2 separate regions of the Homo sapiens genome follow, and region 2 is linked to region 1. A link is a loop called in an ENCODE intact Hi-C map of the cell type or tissue named here. Cell type or tissue: left ventricle myocardium inferior. All regions are shown on one strand. Each heading gives the region's core, and the rest is flanking DNA. Links, peaks and the distances in the headings are about the cores only.

Region 1 (8,340 bases), core at 85-8,084:
CTCACGTTGCTAATATTCCATGACGCCGTCCAGTAACCTGGGCTGCCCTTGCTCCTGACCGCCTCTCCCCCAGCCTGGTCAGGGATACCCCTAGAGCAGAGGAGAAAACTGAGCTCCAAGCCCAGAGCTTCCAGCAGCTGAGTGGCTCCTGTTGAGAGCCTGGCTGTCCCAACTGTGGCAGCATTCGCAGATTCTGGGCATCTAAGGCTTACCAGATACAAAGGATGGAAGCAGAAATATGCACAGTTCAAAAATGTTGCTTTTAGCTTCTAGTGTGAAACTTACAGTAGGAGATCACAGACTGTTTTGCCCCTGGAATATGTAGGTCTTTTGTGAGACAAGGGGGAGGGAGGAAGCGAGGAAAGAGTGAGAGAGAAGGGAGAGAGAAATGTGTGAGAGTGCAAAAAGTAGATTTCAAAAGAAATTCATTAAAAATAAAACATAAGAATTATGGAGCATATGCTGCATGGGGAGGCATGGTCTATTCACTGCTATTGTGTGTGTGTGAGAGAGAGTGTGTTTCTGTGTGTGTCTTCACTCAAGGCAGTGGTGGGAGTAGTATATTGATAAGTGCACAGTGATGGGTAGAACATTATATTCTCTAATGGTTTTGCTTGCTTCTCTTTACACATCTATCCTGTTATCAGAAGCTCAAGTAATACCTTTAAACAGGAATCGTAAGCTTCAAGATAGAGACCATTTGCCTTCTGGGTTAAAGATTGACAGGTGTTGGGGTCAAGGAATCATTTGAATTCCTGTGTGGAGATGGCCCATAGAAGAGGAAGCTTGGAATAGGACTCTATCTGAATAATTTGGGAAAGTCCTTCTTCCGTTGGTTGAAATGGAAATAGCTGGTGTCTCACACAGATGGAAACTGGAGGCCCTGGACCCCAGCCTCACCCTCCATACACACCCATCTCTAGTGTGAGTAAGCATGTTATGTTAATCTGAGCTGTCTTCACTACCTGTAACTAGTCATTTGGGAGTGACATCATGGTAACTGAGTAATCCTTTTGAAACTTACATAGTAGAGCCAAGATATTAAAATGGTCCTGGGGCTACCTAGATGAAAGTAGATACAAAGTGTGCATAAAATTGTCTACTAAAAGTAGAGTCAGTCTCTATCAGTAGGAACTTGGTTTTTGTGATAATGTGGTACATTTTGTAACTAGATAGATCTCAAAAGTTCATACATTGTAGTTCTGGTACTGTCCTTATTTCCAGGCAGATAGAAAAAAAGAAAAGAAAAAAATTCCACTAGGAACTTGGTTGTAAATTCTGAAAATGTTGATCTTAAACCTTATTAATACAATAAAAGGACCTGTGGGAATTTTAGCTACATTAATGTCTATTGGACATGCCTATTTGAGAAGGTAATTATACTAATATCACAACTGACATATCATGGTTTTATTTTAAAGAAAAAAGACCATAGCAGAGAATTTAGGCTTTGATCAGTACTTGAAGGTAAAATAGATTGGTAAGAAGAATAGGCAGTCATTACTGTATATCTCTTATCTGAAGCACCCCATTGCTTACTTTATTATAGAATCCTGGGAATTTTTACATTCTGCTTTGTGGTCCTACATTTATCAGTGACTGATTTTGTCAGAGTTTGGGGGCTCTTAGCAAACTGTAATTGCAGGCAGTAGTACAAGCAAAATGCAGATCTTGACATCTGGTAGGCCAACCACCATTTTTATTCTGAAGTTCTTGAATAAGCTTTTAGCTGTTCAAAGTAAGTACCAGCACCTTGTGCCCCTGGAAAGTTTCTAACCTGACATGGAAGTTCAAGTGGCAGTATCTTTTAGAGGTAGTATATTGGGTTCTGAGTGAAAAACCTAGGTGGAGGGAATGAGAAACTGAAAATGTGAAATTTGCTGAGGTCTCTTAGGGTCATAGAATTAGAAGGGGAAGAAAGCTGATGGATTTACCAGGCCCATTTTGCCACATGAGTATTTGTTGAAGCTATCAAACAAAATAAAAGCTGTAAAGAAGTATGCTTTATTCTATCTAATTTTAAATGTTACAGTGTATGTTTATGTCTCACGCTTTACTGGGTTTCTTCCTTAAGAGTCGTTATTGGAATATTATGTAGTCATTGACAAATTTCTCAGCTATGAAATCTGTAGAAAATCACTGGATCCATAGCTTACATAAAAATCACTTATGCCCCTTTCACATTAATGTTTTCTAAAATGCAATAGGATGGATATATTTAAATTGGGAATTATAATAATTTAAAAAGTATAAGTATAAAATGTTTTACTTTTATAGATGTATGAAGGGGTTGAGGGAAAAAATTATGTTTGGCATGGGAAAAACTGCCAGCTGAATAAAGCACTCGAGGAAATATGGTAAATGAAGCCTTTGTTACTGTAAAACAATAGGCATTAAGTGGCTATTATGTAATGTTATTTCTTATGTCTGATTTGAGTGGCTTGTTGATCTTGGAACTTGAGATATAATTCCTGTAAAAATATTACTTTCACTTGGCTAATCTCAAGACTTTTGATACAAAAATCAAAGACTTTTCCAAATAGATTACCTAGATCAGGAACTAAGTACTGGAGCTACTGAAGCTATGTCAGATTTTTTTTTTTTCCATGTAAGGACTGATTTTATCTACTTAACTATTCCCTATCCTAGTACCCTTCCAGATAAACACAAGTAATTTGCTAACCCAAAAACTGGTTTATTGTAAAATTAACCTAGGCTTGCTCAACCACTGCAAAGGGCAGGCATGTGGCAAAACAATTGATAGGCACATCAGTTGCCTTGGCAAGTTGAATGGATGATTTTAAGTTCGCATTTCCATAGTAGGTCCCTAAGCAGAAGGATTTCTCATCTTTGATGTCAAATGGCCTTAGTGACCAGTGGAGCTAAACAGATGTGGGATAATTTGGGTGCTTTAGGTAATAGTTCTTGTTATGGATTCTGCAAAATAAGCCTCTAAGCGTATGAATCATAATTTCCTATATGTTTTAGGATTTGATGTCTGGGGTTACGTATTTGAACCGTGGAATAAAAGTTGCCGTATTTTTACTGTGTGGCCTGTAAAACTTATTTGTAGCATTCTTTCTCAATAGATGCCTTCTCTCCTGTGAAGTTCAGGCAGGTTAGCCTTTGAAATCAAGGATTTTTAAAGTGAAAAATCAATAGTGACTTTCTTAACATTGGAATCCAGGCTTAAGATCAGAGACCTGCTCTCTTCAGTCCAGTTCTTGGATCTTACTGCTTTTAATGCTATTTTACCAGCATAGCCATGGCCAAAATGCCATTTTAGCAGGTAGACTTCATTTTTCTATAACATTGTGATTATGTATTATTTGATGGCTTCTTGTAGAGGAAGCTCTTTAATCAAGAGCAATTGTGGTTTTTCTTACCTTTTGAGATTTAACCTTACAATTAGTCTACCTTCTCACATCAGATCTAGGGTGATTTAGAGGTCAAAGAGAACAGATACTGAACTGGTTAGCTATTAATATGATACAACTTCTTTATGCCATTTCTCGGATATAGAGACATTCCATGGAATGGGTCCCAGGTTGGAAATCCATGAGGGAAAAGGGTTCTGACTCTTGGCACTGATAAACATATTCAGAAATGTTGTATTCCAGCCAGAGTAAATATATATGCCCTTTATACTTTTTTTCAGTTAGCAGAAGTTACTTCTAAACACTTATTTTGGCATTAAGGAAGCTCGTCATGACCTATTGTTCCAGAAAGATTATAGTCCTCGTTTTAAGCCAGTTCTTTAGTTCCCATGTAAGTGGCATGCCCAGCCTGGAGCTGAAGAAACAACCCCTGCTTTTCAAACCTTCCATTCTTATAGGTGTGTCCAGCAGGCAGTGGCTTGTAGCTGTTCCTTCAGCCACTTAACAGGTTTGATTTCAAAGCTTTTTAATAGAGAAACTAACATGTTTGGAGGGGATTCATGGCCCAACATTTATGGATTTTGTTGGGAAGTCTCAGGTGTGTATTTATCTTAAGTATATGTTAAGGCTATTAGACAAAAGTAATTGTTTGTGCTTTGCTCTGTTTTGTTTTTGCCGTCTAGTCCTAGACTGAATTTCTTAAGATTATCTTAGGGATTGGACTGGGAGGGAGTAGTTCCGAGTCCCGAAGGCTATATATCTCCACTTTCAGTTCCTTTTCTTTGGCTGCCTAAAGAGGAGCACTAAAGAGGAGTCAAGTGATTATAAATTCGGCCAAAAGACAGAGAAACCAAGAGCTGGACGATTAACCTCTGAAACATGGGAAGTTAATTACATTTACAAATACTTGGAGGGGCTATTTATGAGTCATGCATCTCTCTGTGACCCTTTTACTGCTTTGGGAGCTTGTGGATGAGGCTGAATCACTCTCTGAAACCTGATAACCTGATAACCTAGTTTGGCTAAGTTTGGCTTCTGTGAACAGGGTCTGAGGATTTATCACATCACGTCATTTTTTCATTTGTATGCCAAATATTTATTGAGTACCTTTTATGTGACCAGGGCTATGATTATCACCTGGGAAACAAAGATATGTATAGCATGATCCTTTTCTTCAAGTAGCTCAATCTAGTGGGCTTTAGACAGTAATACAAAGAATTAGAGTAACATGCGGTAACTGGTAGATCTGCCAACATCAGCCGAGGAGGAGGGAGGGGGAGGATATCTGTGGAGACAGTTTGATATAGTCTCATTTAATCCTCACAACAATTCTGTGAAGAATATGTTATTATATTTATTATACAGATGAAAAAATTGAGGATTAGAGAAATTACTTAACTGTCCCTAAATCTCACCACTAGTGAGTAGTGAATTTGGATAAAAACTTTACTATCTTATGGCCAAAAGAAATACAGCTCCAACAACATTCTAATTACTGAAAATAATATTTGTAAAGCAAGATTTTAGTACCTTTTTAATTTTATAGGACAGTACCCTCTTGGCAATTCAAAAGATATTTGTAGAATATAGAGCTCTGATAATTTTGATCTTTGGTACAGAAAATGCTGCTGCTGTCTGAGGGAAGAGAGTGAAAAATAGAAGTAGGTTTTACTTTGTTTTAAGATTGCTACCTGCTGATTCTCTTTCCTATTAATGGAAATTGTAAATGTATTCTGCTGTAATTTCCTCATCTTAAAGTATCACAGTTTATGATGGTATTTAAATGGGTTTGTGCTTTTAAATTGAAGCTTTACTTATGGTGTCGCTCTGCACAGCTGCTGTCTTCCAGGCCTTTGAATGATTAACACCCCATGCACTCAGGCTTATTTTCCTGAGCTTTCCCTGTATGTATTATAAAATCCTGCACATTCACATAAGTGTATATGTTATCTACACATTTCAAAATCCATGCCGATCTTGTAATAATGCATATAGTTCATCCCTTAGAAAGGACAAAAATTCTTTCTGATTATGGATGGCAATACAATGGGTATGCCAGAAAATATCTGTTGGGAGATTTTAGAGATGATTTACTTATAGGCTTCTTTCCTTTTAAAAAATGTAATAATTCGTCTTGAAGGTGCTATTGCTAACTGTTTTTAAGGAGGAGATGACTCGATGGCACTCAAATACACCTTTTCCTTTGAGAAAATTGCTGTGTTTAGAGAACGAAAAAGTAACTGCTTTGTAATACATAAAACAATTGCATAAGAATAGACTATAAATAATCTACAACACACAAAGGACACAAATATTGTGTCCAGAATTCTCTAAACCACACACACACAGAAAAACTTTACTGGCCATCTCTTAGCTTTTGGTGATACAATATGTGAGCTGTTTTTGAGGAATAGCTGCCCCTACCTAAGGACGGAATGAAAGAAGTCTTCCCTTTAGGAACTTTGTTAAGGGTTAAAGAAAGTGTGTCTTATTACTATTAACCTAGGCCTAAGAGTTACTCAGATGTGTACTGACACAGGGTTTACCACTTGTATCAGGCAACTAGGTGTTAGTTTTGTTTTGTTGAGACAAGTTTATTGAGATACAATTTACACATGGTAAAATCATCCTTTTTCAGGTATGTAGTTCAATAAGTTTTAACAAAGTTATGTAGCTAACATACAAGGAAAGATATAGAGTATTTCTTTCTTTCTTTTTTCTTTTCTTTTTTTTTTTTTTTTGAGACAGACTCTCACCCTGTCACCCAGGCTGGAGTGCAATGGTGTGATCTCAGCTCAGTGCAACCTCTGCCTCCCAGGTTCAAGTGATTCGCCTGCCTCGGCCTCCCGAGTAGCTTACAGGTGTGCGCCACTATGCCCAGCTAATTTTCGTGTTTTTAGTAGAGACGGGGTTTCTTCATGTTGGTCAGGCTGATCTGGAACTCCTAACCTTGTGATCCGGCCACCTCGGCCTCCCAAAGTGCAGGGATTGCAGGCGTGAACCACCGCACCCGGCCAAGTATTTCTATTACCTCAAAAAATTTTACATAGATTGAGCAGTTTGATAATGCTAATATATGATTAGAATAAGACATTTTGTTTTGCTCTCCTTTCCTATTTTACAACTAAGCTTTACATTTTACTAATATTTCACAATTTTTTCCTAATATCCTTTTTCTATTCCATCTAGGATACTATGGTACACTGTGTCATCCTCTTTAAAAATCATTTTTATGAGGAAATGATTAACACATAGTTAGATTACATGGTGATATTGTCAAGTGAAGTACCAGAAAAATGCATCAGAATGGGATACTTGAAAGATAAGCAAACTAAATTGTGTGGTCTACTGTTAATATGTAATAGCTCGTTTGGACAGACACAGTTGCTTATGCCTGTAATTCCAGCACTTTTGAGAGGCAGGAGGGTCATTTGAGCCCTGGAGTTCAAGACCAGCCTAGGCAATTTAGGGAGAGCATTGTCTCCATAAAAAATTTTAAACATTCGTGCCTGTGGTCCCAGCTACTCTGGAGACTGAGGCAGGAGGATTGCTTGAGCCCGAGAGGTCGCAGCTGCAGTGAGCAATGGTCGTCCCACTGTACTTCAGCCTGGGCAACAGAACAAGACCCTGTCTCAAAAAAAAAAGTCCCTTTGATACTACATAGATGAAAAACTTGTAAGAAACCAGATAAACAGATTTGACTAGCAGGAAATTGTTAAAAATAATTTGGGGGTGTTTATTGGGGAAGGAAACAGGGCCTTGACAGTGGAGGACTTGGAAGACATGTAATTTAAGATATAGAGTATGATTGTTGGAAAATAAGCATGGAGATCCAGAAGGAATCTTAAGAGTTTTTCTATGCAAGTGAAGATGGAAGAAAATATGTATTTTACAAAAGATAAATTACAAGTACCTTATTTGCTTTGCAAAATAACTTATCATGTTCTTCCACTATTTTTATTATATTTTAATTTTAATGAAACTTATATAACATTTACACTAAATTTTAAATACATGGCTCAAGACAAAAAAATGGGGAAAATATTTTTTAAAAAATCACCCCAAATCCTGGTACTCAGACATAACCACTATTACAAACTTGGCAGAGTAATATTTTTCCTGTCTGCATGTGTGCACACATGTGTGCATGCATACCACAAAGTAGATGTTTTACTATATCTCCTGGTTTATTATCTGCTTTTTTCCCTTAATAAGATTCTTTTAAATGCCCAACTTTGCAATGGTAAGATTTCTAGAAATTTTTAAAAAACCTATAATATACAAGAAGACTGGGGCGGGTTGATGGTAAATCCTGGGGCACATTGGAAAGGCGTCCAGAGGCCGCTGTGCTAATTAATGCGCAGCTGCACCCATTGTGGGCATGTCCACAGCCGGCTTCCTGGTATGCAGTGGAGATGGGCCCATTGACACTAGTGAAGGGACCCTGGATGGGCTCACATTTCAGGTCCTGTTTTTCTCCAACTGTATTTGGATCTCTCTTGAAATGCTCCCTTTAAAAATACTAATGCTAGCTCAGAAACACTCCAATTACCATCTCCCCACAGGCTTAAATGTTAAACCTCAAGATCTAAACTTTATCCCTTATGTATGTGAGCAGGCTTGCCAGATGGCAGGCCAATTAATATATTTTTGCAAGGTGTAGAAATGTTTTTTCTCCATAGGGGAACAATGAATCCATCTGCTCCACATCTTCCTTTCCCCTCTGTCTTTTGGGGAAAACCATTATTTAATTTTCAGACATAAGTTGTGCAACTTTGTAAGTGATACTTTCTGCTTTTTTAGGGAAGTAGCTTTAATAATTGAAACTTTTTTTTAAACTCTAAAGATGTGAAGAACCCTGTCATGGACTAAAATATATGGACATCTAAGTTCTATCCGGGGAATTACTTTTTTTGAAAGTTGGGTATATAGAGTCGTATGTTGAAAATCTGATTCATGGAGG
Region 2 (8,340 bases), core at 31-8,030, 43 kb after region 1:
GTACTGTAAAAACTAGACAATGAAAACTGCTTTATATGCTGGTTTTTTTTTTTTTCTTCAAAGTTCTATCCATGGTGATGCAAAGAAGAGAAGGGTTAATTCCAATAAAGAAAGTCTGGAAGAGTTTAAAGGAGCCATTTGCCCAAGATGTTGAAAGATGAGCAAGAATTTGTTGGCTGGTAGAGATGGAGTGAGAGAAAGGGAATTCTCAGTGTATGGCTAGAGTGTGGGGATGTGTGTACTTCATTAAGAGAACATAAGGATGGAAAGGCAGAGGAAGGTCAGGAAGTGGGAGGAAGTTTGACTTTGAAGCCCTTTCAAGGGTTTTGAGGAGGATCTGTGTTATAGGAAGGTATCTTCAGGATTGTGAAGGATGAAGGTTAGAAGAATGAGCTCTTAGCCCTACTTCACTGTACTCTTGTGAAAACTCTAATTTGATACTCATGTGTTCTCAGATGATCTTGACCTTAAATGCAGGGCTACCACTCTCACCCAGAAAGCAGTTCTTAAGCTCAGGGAGCCTTTCAAGTTGAGATTGGGAGTTGTCTGTTATATTACTGGGGAGAAGAAGGGAGAGAAAAGTAGTTGCTCCTTTGGAGTGAAATTTTATTTTCTCTGTAGAAATAATTAAAGGAATTAAAGGTGGTAAAGTAAAAAGGTAAAAGATAGATAAAATTATGACACTGTAAAATGACCACTAACATCTAGAAAGGCCTTTCCCAGGTAAAACCTTAGAGTTGGAGAAGCTCTTACACAGATGAAGACAAGTTCTAGACCACTCATAGCAGCAGCATCTGTAATAGCTAAACATTTGAAGTAACCTAACGATCTATCACTTGGAAAATGGATAAATGAATTGTGGCATAGTTATATCCAAAACACACTGTGCACATAGAAAAGAAGTGAACACTACTCAGATTTGCGTGGATGAAACTCAAATATATTGTTGGACAACAAAAGCGAGTCACAAAAGAATATTATGTAAGCCTTTCATATAAAGTTAACATGCTACATACAATATTTTGTTTAGGGATATATATATATATATATGTACATGATATATATTATATATCCTATAATATGATTATATTCTATATATTCACTGTATTATATTTTATGTATTTTTATAATATAAGAGCCTAAAGCAAAACATGGTAATGTTAAAGATTGATTTCATGATAGTAGTTACCTCTGAGAGGGCATGAGAGGGATATAATTAGGGAGCGGGTGTAAGCAGTGGTAACATTGTATTTCCAAGGCTACGTAATGAGGATACATTACTTCTATTACTACCATTTCTGTTTGTGAGATTGATATTACACCCTGTCATTAAAATCCTACAGAGGGTCAAACAGTGCCAGATACCTTACTTGGGACATTACTCTAGCACTCAGCACAGTGCGCAGCAGTGTATGCTAGATGCTAAGTGAATGATGATTCTGTTTTTTAGTATATAATTCTGCGATTTAAAGATTTTAATCTCGCTCCTCTTTATAGTATTTATAGCAATTTCACCATCATTTATGTGCCTGTTGATTCATCTTTTATAGCTGTGATTTTCTTCACTTCTAATATTGAGACGACAGAACGTGGTGAAGACTTTAATGATCCTTTTAATTATTTTTATTTGCTTTCATAGACTTAGCTTAAGTTCTTTCTCCTTCAACATTAATATAGAATTTAATCAGAGGAATGGGCAGAGGGAAGCCTGTCATTCAGGTTCTAAGAGTGTTTTGTTTTTGTTTTTGAGACAAAACCTACCTCTGTTGCCCAGGCTGGAGTGCAGAGGCACGATCTCAGCTAACTGTAACTTCTGCCTCCTGGGTTCAAGAGATTCTCATGCCTCAGCCTCCTGGGTAGCTGGCATTATAGGCCATGCCACCATGCCCAGCTAATTTTTTTTTTTTGTATTTTTAGTAGAGAGAAGGTTTCGCCCTGTTGGCCAGGCTGGTCTCAAACTCCTGTGCTCAAGCAGTCCTCCTGCCTCAGCCACCCAAAGTGCTGGGATCATAGGCACGAGCCACCGCACCGCACCCAGCATTGTTTTTCTTTATGTTATGGAGCCAACATGTTGTTGTTCTCTCAGAGGCAGTGGAAGCCTGTCAGACTTTCTGTGAGAAGTGGCATTTATTACTGTCTGGTAGATTCCTATTTCTGTATAAAAAGAAGAAAAACATGTGAATACGATACAGGACCAGGCCCCACATCCTGATAACATGCAGTGCCTCTTCACCAGCCATGCCTTTTGCCTCACCCTTTCTGTTGCTATGTTCTCTATCCTGCGTTGGACAAAGAGTGTCAGGCGAGGTTTTCTAGGCATCTCCATCAAAATGAGAAGGAAAAACCTCCATCTCTCAGCACTTATTAACCTAAAAGATAAAGTTGCACTTTCTACTTTTCTTAGGTGGGGATTACATGAGCCCCACCAGTCATCACGGACACATCGTTTGTACCTATCAGATGTATCAGTAGAGATGGGGACATTAATTTGTGTAGGGGTGTCAGCAGTGCTCTGGGGAGAAAGAGATATTGGCATACACAGTGGTCTGGAGCATGTCTTCACAAAATAGTGTTTGTGGGGAGCCAGAGATTCCTAAAAGAACAGTGAATAGCACAGTCTCATTAAAAAAAAAAAAAAGAAGGAAAGAAAAGAAAAGAAAAGAAGGCATAGAAAATCACAGGCTCTTATGTCCAGGAAGATTCTAAGCATGAAAAATAATCCAGAAGTCTCAAAGGGAAAAGACTAGTGTACCTCTCTTACAATGAAAATTTCTGTATCAAAAACAAACTCAAAAGAAATCAAAGTATGAAAAATGTTTGTGCCCATGACTGATTGCCAGTTTACATGAAGAAATTGTGTAAATTGATATGAAATGGTGAATGCACCAATAGAAAAATGGGCAAAAGGTGCAAATAGCATGACATAAGGAAAAAATAGCCAACAAAACATGAAATGATATGTCATTGCAATTATAAAAAAAAAAAAAAAGTGGCCAGGCACAGTGGTCACACTTGTGATTGCAGCACTGTGGGAGACTGAGGCAGGAGGATTGCTTGAGCCCAGGAGTTTGAGCCTAGATGACATAGTGAGACCTCATCTCTACAAAATTTCTAAAAATTACCCAGGCATGGTGGCACATGCCTGTGGTCCCAGCTACTCAGGAGGCTGAGGTGAGAGGATCGCCTGAGCTGGGGAGATCTAGTCTGCAGTGAGCTATAATGGTGCCACTGAACTCCACCATGGGTGGAGGAGATAGTATCATTCACCTAGCATGGGGTCAAAAACCTTTTTTAATTGATAAAATTCAGTGATAGCAAAGATATGGGAAAGCGGTCCCTTTCCCATGATCTAAGGGTTGATGTGAATTAGTGTAACCATTTTGGTTAGTGGTTTTCAGTATTGGTGAATATTTCAAATGTGTTTACCCTTTTGCCCGGCAAATTAACCTAAAGGAATTTATCTTACTGATATTCTCATAAAATAACAGAAAATTATAAGTATAGCATGGCTTTTGTACCTAGCAAATGGAAAGGTACCAGTTTTTTATTTAAATTTTTCTTCAGTAATGGACTAGTTAAGTAAATAATGATTCAGGGGTGTAACCCAGCACTACATAGTTGTTACAAAGAACAAGGTGGGCTTTCATGTGCTGGTATTGGAAGGATACACAAGATACATTGTTAGGTGAAAACATTGCATGTTGTCATTTCATGTGCATCTGTGTTTTAGAGTGTGTATACACAGATGAAAGCACACTTGTATATTCATGCATAGTCATAGAAATTTGTGGAAAAGGAAAGGAGAAACTGTTAATTGTTTAGCGAATAAGAAAGTAGGGAAATTAGCACATAGTGCCTTTCTAATAAAAAGAAGGCTGTAAAAATAAAACCCATAAGAAAACAACATAATATCTGCAGTAGTTTTCTATTGCTGTAGTAACAAATTACTCATAATTTACTGGTTTAAACAACATGCATTTATTAATCTTACAGTTCTTCAGGGCAGAAGTCTGGGCAGGCTCGCCTGGGTTCTCTGCTCAGGGTATTATGAGGCCAAAATCAAGGTGTTGGTTGAGCTGGGCTCTTACCTGGAGGCTGGGAAAGAACTCACTTCCAAGCCCATGCAGTTGTGGACAGATTTAGGTCATTGCCTTTGTAGGACTGAGTTCCCCGCTTCACCCTGGCTATCAGCAAGGAGCTGCTTTTCAGCTCCTAGAGGCTGGCTGCCCTCTGCGATCTTGTAGCCAGCAGGGGCATATCCGGTCATTCTCGCACTTCAAATCTGACTGCTGCTCCTTCCATCAACCAGAGAAAACTCTTGCTTTTAAAAGGCTCACTTGGTTGAGTGAGGCCCCACTCAGATAATCTCTATACTTGAAGGTCAACTGACTTGGGACAATTACAGCTAAAAAAATCTCTTCATAGTAGTATTCATTTTTGATTGAATAACTAGGGGACTGGAATTTTGAGGAGACCATGGTTAGAATTCTGCCTACCACAGTAACACTTCATATTGTATTTTGATTTAAATGAGTAAAAGTAGGAGCTCTAAGAGTGATACTTAAGAGGATGAGCCACAGAGGAAAAGGAGATAAAAACTGAGACACAGTGACTCCAGGCTTTTAAAGTGCTTAGGTAGCAAATGTAGCCCTGTTGGCCAAAATACCTATTTTCTGTGTCTTCAAAAGTTGTTTTACTATGAATTTGCAGGTGGCTACTTTGATGTATTTTTAAAAGGGTTTCTGTAAGGAAGGATGGAAAGGAGTTTCACTTTTCTGTTGGGCAATTTTAGGAGTTATTAAAGATAGGAAATATCCCTAAATCTCTGTCTATGTGTATATATAGATTTAGGTTACAAAGAGACTTCATTTCTTAAGGGTTAGTCACCACTGTATTTATGCAGCTGTGTTCTGCTTGTTTCGGGTAGGCACATGGGGTTTGGGCAACAAAACAAAACATCCCGAATCCCACTCTTCAAAATGAATCACGTGAACATTTTCATGCATATCCCTTCATTATCTCCTCTGCCTCCCACCCCACAACCACCCATGGGGCTTTGACTTAACAAATAAAACTCAGCTTGTAACTTAGAGGGTTTCCAAGGAGAAACTATATGACATCATGTACATTTTTTAAACAGAATATCTTCATTATTTCAGACAACTCTTAAGGACCTTTCTCCTTTTGATTTCTTTTAGAGTCTCTTTTTGAGCCATACATGAGAATTGTTTGCAACTTGCTCACCTTGCGCTTCAGCTATATCAGTTCCACTCCCCTCAATCTTGCAACTCGTTCATTAGATGAGATACTAAATTGGACGGTGGTAAAGGCAATGGTTTTATAAACAGGCATGTTAATGCAAATAATTGAAAGTTAATAGTCTGGCAATAAGGTGGAGATAGGGAAAAATAAACAAGGCAGACTAATGAATTCAGAGAAGACAGTCTGGGGTAGAACAGGGTAAGCAGATATTCCAGTGTGCCAGAGATACTCCTGGGAGTATCACAATTTTTTTTTTTTTTTTTTTTTTGAGACAGTCTTGCTCTGTCGCCCAGGCTGGAGTGCAGTGGAGCGATCTCCGCTCACTCTAAGCTCCGCCTCACAGGTTCACACCATTCTCCTGCCTCAGCCTCCTGAGTAACTGGGACTACAGGCGCCTGCCACCACGCCTGGCTAATTTTTTGTATTTTTAGTAGAGACGGGGTTTTATCATGTTACCCAGGATGGTCTCGATCTCCTGACCTCGTGATCCACCTGCCTCGGCCTCCCAAAGTAGGGAGTATCACTATTATAACCCAGTGCCATCCTTGATATCAGCATGAAACTTTGTAATATTCTACTGCCCCAGGACTTTAACCTTGGAAGATGTGTAGTTGGGCCGTAAGGGATTTAGTAAAACCTGAAATTTTGGCACATAATGCCAACCAAGCACTTACTTGTTTACTAATAGGCGTGTGACTGTTTCGTTTTAAAATTTTAAGAGAGTTTATAGGCTATGTTGCCATGACTCTAATCTTCAAGGCTTGTTTGCTTTAAAAGTGTGAGTTTCTGATTATAACAGTAAAGCTAATAGTTTGTAAGATATACAAGAAATCACCTGGGAAATATAAATCCTCTATTAACCCATTACTTGGAGATAACCCCTATTACCAGTTTATTGTATTCTTCAGTCTTTTTTCCTGTATGTACTCTGTGTGTGTGTGTGTGTCCATCTGAACATGTGACTGAAATGCCTATGTTGAAACTTTTGTTCCCCCCTTATCACCACCAAATAGTACAGTGTTGAAGAGTCCATCAGTACAAGCCAAACATAATATCTTACTATTCGTAATGTACATGTTTTATTTCTATGGGATTTAGACATTTTCCATACTCATTAACCATTTGTATCTCCTTTTGTTATTTACCTTTATTTTTATCCTTGGTCCCTCTCTTTTGTTTAATTTTTATTTTATTGGCTTATAAGAAGTGAGAACTGATATTAATCTTTTATAATCTCACCAGTATCCTTTTTCAATTTGCCATTTCCCTTTTTATAACAGTGAGGGTTTTTTTTTTACTAATAGAAGTTATTATTTTTCATTTTGTGCATGTATGTGTGGTCCAAACTGTCAGTCTTTTTTTTATTCTTCTGATTTCTTCCAAGTTTGTTGTTATGTATAGTTGTACAGAGTTTTGCTTTTTTGACAAGACTGGTCTTGCTCTCAGCATCTCCTGCTCTGATCTCATTGCTTCCCCTCCCTCTTTCTGCTTAACAAGTTCAGCACCAGTGACGCATTTCTTTACCTTTTCATACTCTTAGTCTGTCAGTATAGGATGATGGTTTTCCTAAGCAGTGAAGAAGTTCTTGGGCAAAAAAAAAAAAAAAAAATCTGAATTCTTTCTAAACTGTATTGGTGAGCCTACAAAGGAAGGAAGTCTGTAAGCCAAATGGGCATTACAACAGTTTTTTCCACCTCCCCAGACTCCTGGAGTTGACTGATACACACACCTTTCTGCTCAGGTATTTGTGGTACCATCAGATTTTCATGCAGTGCTCAAAGGAGAGGCTATTACTTATGAATTTTAGTTTGCTGGTGAGAACAATTTAGTCATTAGAGATGAATGATCTTTAGGTGCCAGTGAAAGAATTCTCTTTATAAGATGAGGCTGGGCTGGGCGCGGTGGCTCACGCCTGTAATCCAAGCACTTTGGGAGGCTGAGGTGGGCGGATTACGAGGTTGGGAGATCCAGACCATCCTGGCCAACATGGTGAAACCATCTTTACTAAAAATACAAAAATTAGCCGGGCGTGGTGGCACATACCTGTAGTCCCAGCTACTCAGGAAGCTGAGGTAGGAGAATCGCTTGAACCCAGGAGGCGGAGGCTGCAGTGAGCCGAGATCACGCCACTGCACTCCAGCCTGGGCGACAGAGCAAGATGGTCCCCAAAAAAAAAAATGTGAGGCTGGAGACATGGCCCTGAGTGAAATATTGCCTTTGTTGTGTTTATTTTGTGACTTTCATTCAAAAGCCTTCAGCAGATTTTCCATGCTTGAAATATTATTTCCCAAATGTTTGAACCTGCTTTATAGATCTTTAATAAAAATGTTCATTCAGCAAGGCAATGACCTCCTTTAGCTGCATAGACATGATAGTACAAGACAAATAGTTCCCTTGCCTCTTTAAATTTAGGGAATAGGACAAAGGAAAATTAGGTGCTCATGGAGTCATAACAAATTAATTGTTAGCCTTAATAGGAATTAAGTTTCCTGGTGCCCCACATAACCACTGTTTCTTTAAAATAATATTAACTTTCTTTTTTGTTTTTTCAAAGGGATTTCTGACATCATACATTTCCTTTTTAAAAAAAAATATGTCAGTCTCAACAAAATCAACTTGTAAAACCTTATCTTCAGTTTAGGGCACCTTGCTGTCCTCCTTGTAGAGTGTCATTTTATGTTGGTAAAATAGGCAAATCATGTGGCTAAACTTTATCCAGGTGATTCCTTTAGTCAGCCATGGGTAGAGCATCATCTTGGAATCATCTAATTTTATTAAAACCTTTTTCACTGAGCCCCAAGATCAGATTTCTTATAGTGTGTATGTCCAAGCTATATCATTTCACAGTGCATCTGTTCTGTGACTTCATTTCATTAATAAGTTTCTCTGCATTACGGAGAATACCATCTTTATGTTCCATGCTGTACTCACTTTTTTTTTTTTGTCTTTAGCCTTTGTGTAATTGCCAATTGTTACTTAAGTAATGACACATCTTGCCCTTCCTGCTTAAGGAAAAGAATGATAAAATCAGATGGACTGACGTCAGTCAATGTGTTTTCCTAGTCTGGGGTATTGCTT

Evidence for each region. Peaks named below come from ENCODE experiments on the same cell type or tissue, not always from the same donor. Only the 100,000 strongest peaks of a DNase experiment are listed, where the experiment ranks them.
Region 2: a loop joins it to region 1, with 1.9 times the contacts of the local background. A loop is called at or near these places in 19 of 110 quality-filtered maps.

The regions. Positions count from the first base shown.
Region 1 is chr5:67,011,504-67,019,843 of GRCh38, forward strand. The region is part of intron 4 of MAST4 (microtubule associated serine/threonine kinase family member 4); the gene reads left to right. Among named protein-coding and RNA genes, the nearest start is that of MAST4-AS1, 12 kb to the left of the region's middle. RefSeq lists a silencer at 3,518-3,812. In left ventricle myocardium inferior, for the core only: no CTCF peak of the experiment used is centred there; no DNase peak of the experiment used is centred there; H3K4me3 peaks cover 2,712 bases; H3K27ac peaks cover 5,878 bases.
Region 2 is chr5:67,054,968-67,063,307 of GRCh38, forward strand. The region is part of intron 5 of MAST4 (microtubule associated serine/threonine kinase family member 4); the gene reads left to right. Among named protein-coding and RNA genes, the nearest start is that of MAST4-AS1, 55 kb to the left of the region's middle. RefSeq lists an enhancer at 4,000-4,542. In left ventricle myocardium inferior, for the core only: a CTCF peak has its summit at 4,275; a DNase peak (open chromatin) is centred at 4,224; H3K27ac peaks cover 2,393 bases.